2 separate regions of the Homo sapiens genome follow, and region 1 is linked to region 2. Evidence: read pairs that join two places in POLR2A ChIA-PET (ENCODE). Cell type or tissue: MCF 10A. All regions are shown on one strand. Each heading gives the region's core, and the rest is flanking DNA. Links, peaks and the distances in the headings are about the cores only. Region 1 overlaps KCNK3 (potassium two pore domain channel subfamily K member 3). Region 2 overlaps SLC35F6 (solute carrier family 35 member F6).

Region 1 (4,383 bases), core at 142-4,141, 75 kb before region 2:
CTGTTCCAAGAATCTACGGCTCCCTGGGGACCATGGGGAGCTATGCTGTGTCGTTTCTGGATTCTTCTCTTGGAAGAGGGAGGAAAGGGCCCTGGGAGTGGATGTGGCCCAGCTGGGGCACCTCTGGGTCCTACTGGTCCTGTGAGTTTAGGATAGGATGATCAGACTTAGGTCTGCCCAAAGAGGAGCCCGCTTCCTGAAAAACACCAGCCCAGATTTGGTCTGCAGTCTCTTCCACTCTCACACCCCACTACTATTTGCCAGGGTTTCAGTAGCTGTTTAGCTGTCTGGAGAATCAAAAGAATCAGACTGAACATCTTTGGACCCTCTCTCTCCCTCTTTTCCACACGTCAAGCCTTCACGCGTGTCCCCTTTCCTTCTCAGGCCCATGGTCCCCAGCTTCATAGTAACCTCCCAACTGACCTCCCTGCCTACCCCACAACAAGGCATGCTCCCCTGGACAATGCTGCCAGAAAGAAAAACTCAGCTGTCACCAAACCAATTCCCTTCTTGGAATCCCTCAATGACTCTCCACTGTCCATGGAATCTGGTCTATGCTCCTTATCTCAAATTTTGAGGATCTCCATACCTGGCTCCAACCTCTATGTCTGACTTCACATCTCACTTCTTACTTATGTGATCCCTCTCGATAGCTGCCAACCTGTCCTCTGAGAATACCTTAAGTATGCCTGTCTGGCATGCCTTTTTCTCTGCCCTTTTTCTTTTCTTTTTTCTTTTTTTGAGAGAAAGAGTCTCACTCTGTCTCACCCAGGCTGGAATGCAGTGGTGTAATCATAGTTCAGCACAACCTCAAACCCCTGGCCTCAAGCGATCCTCTCACCTGGGCCTCCCAAAGTGCTGGGATTACAGGTGTGAGCCACTGCGCCTGGCTCTACCTTCTATTTATCTTGTCCATGCTAACCTTCCAGGTCCAGCTCAAATCCCCCCTCCTCCTCAAAGCCTCCCAGGCCACTGCTCTGGACAACTGCAGGTCTCACTGTGAGGATGATCTGGGTGACACGCTGTTGGCTGTTTTGAATGGTTATTTGCATTATAGGGGAAGTGTTTTGTCTCTTTGACCACACTGTACTCAACCTCCATGTGGGCAGGTCCTGCAGTTCCTGTCTCTGTGCTCCAAGTGCCAGCATAGTACCCAGAGGCTGTGAGCACACACAGAATGCTATTGATGGGTTTAAGGTGTGCAGAAATGAAAGGGTAGCATCCTTCCCTCTTCCTCTGCCGTTTCCCAAAGTGCTTGCAGTCCTCACCAAGAGAGACGCTAAAAGCCATGGGGGGAGAGGCAGACAGAGTGCGGTTCTGGTGATTATTTATTTATAAAGTGCTGGGCAAGAGGAAAGACAACATCAGACCACCCCCCTGGTTCTGTGGGGGCCCCTCCCTCCCTGCCCCACCTGACCATCCTGGCTTTGTGTTGCCTTCCACTGTGGCTATGCCACCTTGCTGGAAGCTGTCCACAGGGGCTCTGCTCTAAGAAAAACCTATTTGGGCTGTGATCAGATGGTAGAAAGGGGCCTTAGTTAGGCTGATAATGGCCCCAAACCCAAGGGCAGCAGCCTGTGTTCACCTGACCCCTTTGAAAACATGAATGAGTCTCATTCTGAGATACCGGGTGTCCCATTGGGATGGAATAATGACAGCACTTCCCATCATTTGCTACCTTAGTGATCACAATGCACTTGCATCTCTTGTCATGATTCTCAGTCTTCATGACTTGGTGAAGTTGCTGGGCAGGTATTGTTAGCTCTGCTGCATGGATGAAGGCGTGAAGGCTCAGGGAAGGGAAGCGGCTCCCCCAGTCACCCAGCTGGTAAGCAGCAGAGTCAGAGTGGGAAGCTGGGTCTTCTGACTCCAAGCCCAGTGCTCTTTCCCTGCTGGTCTTTTGGCTGCTTCCTTTGACTCCATATGCTATGAAGCTCAGACCCAGCCAGGCCTGACACAGCCAAGCCGTGCTTAGTGATGCCAGCTCACAGGGTGCTCATGGGCAGCCCTGATTGGTTGGAGGTCAGCAGGTTCTTTCTTAGTCATTCACCTGGTTAGTCACCGTCTCCACTGGCTGGAAGGATTCCTCCAGCTCCCTATCCCTGGTCTCCCAGCCAGGAAACCCTTCCTTTGCTGGTGCCCTAAGTTCACCCAACAGTAATAGAAAGTCATTTCTTAGGAAGTCTTAACCACTTTAGCTGTTGAGTCATTAAACTCCTCCAGGGCCCAAGCCTCATCTATTCATAGCTCAGAGGCTGTCAGAGCAGGAAGGGGCTTCGGAGATCAGCTGGTACCACCCCCTGCTCTGACAGATAAGGAGTCAGAGAGGTGACAGAAATCACACAGTCAGAGGGTAGCAAAAACCTAACCCCCAGTCCCCTACTCCTTCTACTTGTTCAGGATACTTATTTATTATTTTTATTAACAACAGCAGCAGCAACAACAATAACAATGGCAACCACCATTTATTATTTACTTTGTGGCAGGCTCTATACTAGACGCTTCATTTGTACCCCCTTATTTAATTCTCTCACCAACCTCTCTAGATAGGCATTATTACCCCCATTTTTCAGCTGAGGAACCTGAGGCTCTGAGGGTAGATGACTCCCCCATGGCCTCAGGCCTCGGAAGCATGGCACTTGCCCAGATTCAATTGGACCTCTCTGACTCTCCTGCCCTGAATTTTTCACGAATTCTTTCTCCATTTCAAGAGCCCATTCCATGCTGGGTGCAGTGGCTGACACCGGTAATCCCAGCACTTTGGGAGGCGGAGGCAGAAGTAGACAGATCGCTTGAGGCCAGGAGGTCCAGACCAGCCCGGACAACATGGCAAAACCCAGTCTCTACTAAAAATACAAAAATTAGCCAGGCATGGTGGTTCATGCCTGTAGTCCCAGCTACTCAGGAGGCTGAGGCATGAGAATCACTTGAACGCAGAAGGCAGAGGCTGCAGTGAGCCGAGATCGCACCATTGCACTCCAGCCTAGGGCACCTAGAAGCCAAGGCTTGCCTTTTCCCCAGCAAAGCCCTCCCCAGAAGCAGGGGGCTTCCTGCTCGAGCACACTCCAGTCAGGCCTGCTGCTTGCCACACCCTGGCCCCTGACCAAACCAGACGACTTGTCACAGCTGTGCCCAGCACCCGCCATGGGCACCTGCCATGGGCTCGCAGGTGCCCATTCTCCCACTGCAGGTCCTGGGAATCTTTTTGGCTCTAAGGCAACAACAAAGAGACCAGGTGATTGATTCGCTGATGGGGCTGGGGCAGAAAACCTTCTGTTCCGCTCTTTCCCCAGCTTCCAGCCTGTGCTCAGCTGAGCACCACCTCCCGTCACCCACCACATGGCCTGAGAACCCTTAGACTGTGAACTCAAGCAGGTGATTCATGAGGAAACCTATACTTTTTACATCTTTTCAAGAAGGAGAGTACAGATGTGACCTGCCACCCCCAAAATCCCAGAGGTCCTAAAATAAGAGAAGGAGACATTAGCAATCTTCCAAACACCCAGAGAGGTGAGCGGCTTGTCCACACTCACACAGGGAGTTGAGAGTATGACCCTGACTAGAAGCCAGGCCTTCCAGTGCCTGCACTGGTGTTCTCTGCATCCTCCAGCCTGTCCCCCACATCCCACCATCTCTCTTAGCACTCAGGCCTCTGGCAGCTCATCACTCCATTGTTCGAGGCCTCTTTCGACTTTCCAAGGTGAAGGAAGGGTAGCCCAGCCTAGGAAAGTCCCGGCACCCACCTCAGTTGGCATTTCCTTCCTGCCCACAGGCTAGCCCGTGGGCGTGCTTCGACCCCACAATTTCTGCAGGGCAGCGGAGGAACATAGGCACTGACTTGGAAGCTGGAGTGCCTGGGTTCATCTCAATCCACCCTATCCCCATTCCCCTACTGCCACTAGCTGTATGTCCTTGGACACATTATCTAATCTCTCTGAGCTTGTTTTGTCATTTACAAAGTGGGGATAATAATATCTGCCTGCCAGGATTAAATGGGATCATAAAAAGAAAGTGCCTGGTACAGAGAAGGCACTTAATAATTTGCCATTATTATTGTTATTAATACTATTGTTTGTGCATTATTACTTGCCTTACCAAGGAACTGCTCTGTCTCCCAAGGGTTACCATGACCACGGCTACTTCTGCTGCTTCCTAACAGGTGGGAACAGTGAGGTTGAGGGCCAGGAGATTGCCACACCCTTTCCCCTTATCTTCCCAATCCCACTCCCCACCCCCCATCTCCCCGCTCCTCAGCCATGCCTGGTGTTTCCCTAACTGTCCAGGCTCCTGCTCCTCCTCAGAGCAGAAAGCTAGCAAGGGGCTGGGCGTGGTGGCTCATACCTGTAATCCCAGCACTTTGGGAGGCTGAGGTGGGCAGACCTT
Region 2 (4,383 bases), core at 186-4,185:
CTAGGGGAGCAAGAACTCAGAGGAGAGCTTCAGAGCATCAGGGAGGGGGCGCATGACTGCCTGCTGAGCTTCCAGTGTACTGGCCCTGTTTCAACATCTGAGGAGCCGTGAGCCCCTCGAGCCCTCTCTGGCCCCTGGGTTCCTGTCTGTCAAATAAGGAGTTCAGCTGATGGCTGAGTTTCTTCTGTTTCAGCATTTTGGCTCTGTGAACTGCAGGGACAATAGCCTGAGGTCCCTCCAGCCACCTCTGCCTCAGCCAGCAGGACAGGTTCCAGACGTTTTTCCAGTAGCTTTCAGGCTGAAGGGGAGCTGGGGCCACGCTGAACCCAAGGGGGAGATGGCTTCTGCTCAGTGAAGGGAAAGGAGAAGGGGCAGAAAATGAGTTTTGCTGAATACCTGCCATGTGCCAGGTCATGTATATATCCTTATATCATGTATTGCTTCTGACAGTTTGTCAGTGTTGGTATGATTACCCTGTAACTTGTCCAGCCTGTGGGACTCAAAACTCTGGGTTTTCTCTGTATTCTGCCTTTTCTGAGTATAAATTCAAGCAAGGTTTAACCCTGGATCTGCCTTAAGCCTCAGAGTCCCCATCTAAAATGAGGATCCTTGTTGTAAGGCTTAACGGGACAGTCCCCATGAAGTGTCCTATGAATTGTGCATTTAAGGAAACATGGGCTGGGTGCAGTGGCTCACACCTGTAATCCCAGCACTTCGGGAGGCTGAGGCAGGTCAATCTCTTGAGGCCAGGAGTTCGAGACTAGCCTGGGCAGCATAAACAAGGCTGCATCTTTGCAAAAAATACAAAAATTAGCCGGGCATGGTGGCCCATGCCTGTAGTCCCAGCTACTCAGGAGGCTGAGGTGAGAGGATCATATGAGCCTTGGGAGGCTGAGGCTGTAGTGAGCCGTGATTGTGCCACTGCACTCCAGCCTCAGTGACAGAGTAATACCCTGTCTGAAAAACAAAACAAAAAAACAAACGTTGTTGGCCGGACGCAGAGGCTTATACCTGTAATCCGATCACTTTGGGAGATTGATACGGGTGGATCACTTGAGGTCAGGAGTTCGAGACCATCCTGGCCAACATGGTGAAACTCCGTCTCTACAAAAAATATAAAAATTAGCTGGGCATGGTGGTGGGTGCCCGTAATCCCAGCTACTTGGGAGGTTAAGGCAGGAGAATCACTTGAACCTGGAAAGCAGAGGTTGCAGTGAGCCAAGATCGCGCTGCTACACTCCAGCCTGGGTGACAGAGGGAGGCTCCGTTTCAAAAAAAAAAACAAGAACAAAAACAAAAGACAACAAACAACAAACGTTGTGAAGAACTGACAGCAAAGTGCTGCCCACCTTAGGGGTCACTGCTGTCATCCCCAGGCAAACTGGGGCTGGATTTTTGTTCTAGCCTGTGAGGCTGGGGTCTTTTCTGATTCTGCGCCAGGAGTCGAAACCTGTCTCCAATCCAGGATGAGAAGCCTGGCTTTCTGCCCCAAGGTACCTGCAGGCCTGAGCATCTCAGGCTGGGCAAGGCAGCCCATGCTGCTGACACCCAATCCCTTGGGCTGTCAGCCTGCCCCAGGCCCTCAGATACAAAGAGATACCATTTCCCCAGCCGGGAGCGCTGCCAGCCAGGCCTGTCTAGGCAGACCTACCCGTGGAGAAAGCGAAGACAACCCCTGTGGGAGGTGGGGAGCTCAGCACCAGCCCTACAGTCAGCTCCCCAAGAAGCGCCCCAGCCTTGGGGAAGGACAGGCCCCGAGGGGTTTCCCCTATGGACCAACTTGTTCTACCAGCAGGGGGCCCTCAGACTCAGGTGGGAAGTAGGACTCATGGAAATGTGGCCTCAGCTTCCATACCTGCCCCCTACAGACAAAAATAATAATAAAATAAATAATAATCCTTGCCTGAAGCTTCTGATCAACCTTCATGGCCTGGCAATAGCTCCCTTGTCCCTCCTAGAGGAAACTTGGCTCCTGGCCTGGGGATTCCCATCTCTCTGACTTCACTTGCTCTGGGCAGTTGGCTCTGTGCCCTTGGTAAGGCTTGACCTCTTCTCTCTTCCTTGCTTTGCCTCTGTTTCACTCAGTTGCCTCATGCAGGCCTTCTCAGGGGGCTCTTTCTGCAAAAGCAAGACTGGGTTCGAGAGCAGCCCTGCTGGGTCTGTGGCCCTTACCCATGTTCCATGTCCTGTCCTGGCCAGGGATCCAAGAGCCAACAGCATATCAGGCAGAAATTAGGCACCATGGGTGCAGTGGCTCATGCCTATAATCTCAGCAACTCAGGAGGCTGAGGCGGGAGGATTGCTTGAGCCCAGGAGTTCAAGACCAGCCATGGCAACATAGTGAGACCCTCTCTCTAAAAAAAAAAAGAGAAAGAAGTGAGACTCCAGCCCATGAGGTCAGGTGTTTCCTGACCTGGGGTGGAGGCTTCCCCAGCTCCCAGACTCCCTGTTCCATAGCAGGCGCTTTCTTTGCCCCACTGGTACTGGTTACAGCCTGGTCCCCAAGCCATGCCAGGCTCCAGGTTTCTCTCTGCCTTCTAAACAGTTCTGTCCGAACTTCTCCCTTCAACTCTCCTTTGCCCCTGCCATTCCCAAGAACCACAAGGAATCTTAACTACCCCTCTTTCTCCACATCTCCAGGAGCTGGTGGGGTCTCTCACTATGGAATAGGTTTGCCATAGCCCTGTTTTCTTCCGCAAACTCAGAGGCATATAGAGAAGCCAAAGCTGGACAGGGACTTTGTCAAACCTAGACCCTAACTGCGGCACAACCAGTGGCACATGCTCTGGGTGCTGCGGGGGAGGTACAGGAACCAGAGGACTCCCCCGCCCTTTGGGAGCTGAGGCTCGCTACAGAGATGAGCCAATGGCAGTGCAGGGCTGTGCACTGCAATCTGACTGCCCTGGAAAGACATTTCAAGGAAAGGCATTTAATAAAAAGAAGTCCCGAGTCTTGCACTTTAAAGACATCCACTGCCTATGCAGGATATGCTGCAGTGGGAGCAGGTCGGTGGCCCACAGGAAACGGCTCTGGGACTGTGTTGACTTCAGTCAGCACATGATGTTACTGATGCATTTGGAGCTGTGTCAACGAACCCAGGGTGTCAACATGAGGGAGGGCCACGCCTTGCTAGCCTCAGTCTGGGCCAGATCACATGCTCTTGGCTCTGGGCCTGGGTACACCAGAGTACTTCCAGAAGTCAGTGGCCAGGGGTGAAAGGTTAGGAGAGGCTGGAGCTGTTTAGCCAGGAGATGAGAAGATTCAGAAGAAGGTCAACAAGTCCCCAGGTACCTAAAGGGCTTTCAAATGAAAGATTAGACAAGATTCCACAGACCTAACCAAGCCCAGCAAAGACGAAATTCAAGACAGAGAATTTTCATGCACAGATGGCAGACAGTTCAGAGTGATTGGTGGTTAAGCTGCCCAAAGCACTATGCCACAAAGGATTCTGGGCTTGTGTCTAGGCTCATCGGGGAAGTATGTCATAATCAGTCATCACCATCTGCCGGGTGCTGACTGGGAGGTCATGCCATGAGTGTGATGTCTTTGCCACCTGCTTGAAAGTCAGCATTAGAAAGATCTTCCAAACCATTCAGGCTTTTTGAAGGTGAGCAGGTGGTCTGTATTAAGTCATTTCCCAGGACCCAAATACTCCTGTAGACCAGAGGTTCTTGATATTTTTCATGCCATGGGACTCTTTGACAGTCTGGCACAGCCTATGGACCTCTTCTTACAGTAATGTTTTAAAACGTGTAAATAAGACCAAGGATTGGGCCAGGCACGGTGGCTCACGCCTGTAATTCCAGCACGTTGGGAGGCTGAGGAGGGTGGTTCACAAGGTCAGGAGATTGAGACCATCCTGGCTAACACGGTGAAACACCGTCTCTACTAAAAATACAAAAAAAAATTAGCCAGGCGTGGTGTCGGGCGCCTGTAGTCCCAGCTGCTCAGGAGGCTGAGGCAGGAGAATGGCGTGAACCCGGGAGACGGAGCTTGCAGTGAGCCGAGATCTTGCCACTGCACTCCAGCCTGGGCGACAGAGCGAGACTCCATTAAGAAAAAAAAAAAAAAAAGACCAAGGATTACAAAAGAAGTCAATTAAATTGAAATACAGTTATCAAACACTTAAAAAAGCAAATTCGTGATATAGAATATATATAGATATGCTTTTTTTTTTTTTTTCTGAGACAGGATCTTGCTCCATCACCTAGGCTGGAGTGCAGTGGTGCAATATCGGCTCACTGCAGCCTCTGTCCCCCAGGTTCAAGTGAGTCTCATGCCTCAGCCTCCTGAGTAGCTGGGATTACAGGCTTGTACCACCACGCCCGGCTAATTTTTGTATTTTTAGTAGAGACGGGGTTTCACCATGTTGGCCAGGCGGTC

Evidence for each region. ChIA-PET counts read pairs that join two places held together with the same protein. Peaks named below come from ENCODE experiments on the same cell type or tissue, not always from the same donor. Only the 100,000 strongest peaks of a DNase experiment are listed, where the experiment ranks them.
Region 1: POLR2A ChIA-PET joins it to region 2 with 5 read pairs; 2 of 35 experiments call an interaction of 5 or more read pairs at or near these places.

Annotation. Positions count from the first base shown.
Region 1 is chr2:26,694,495-26,698,877 of GRCh38, forward strand. The region is part of intron 1 of KCNK3 (potassium two pore domain channel subfamily K member 3); the gene reads left to right. Among named protein-coding and RNA genes, the nearest start is that of KCNK3, 4.0 kb to the left of the region's middle. RefSeq lists an enhancer at 2,563-3,064. In MCF 10A, for the core only: no CTCF peak of the experiment used is centred there; a DNase peak (open chromatin) is centred at 2,037.
Region 2 is chr2:26,769,447-26,773,829 of GRCh38, forward strand. All of the region lies in intron 1 of SLC35F6 (solute carrier family 35 member F6), which reads left to right. Among named protein-coding and RNA genes, the nearest start is that of SLC35F6, 7.4 kb to the left of the region's middle. In MCF 10A, for the core only: a CTCF peak has its summit at 1,770 (motif pointing right); DNase peaks (open chromatin) are centred at 1,675, 1,995 and 3,115.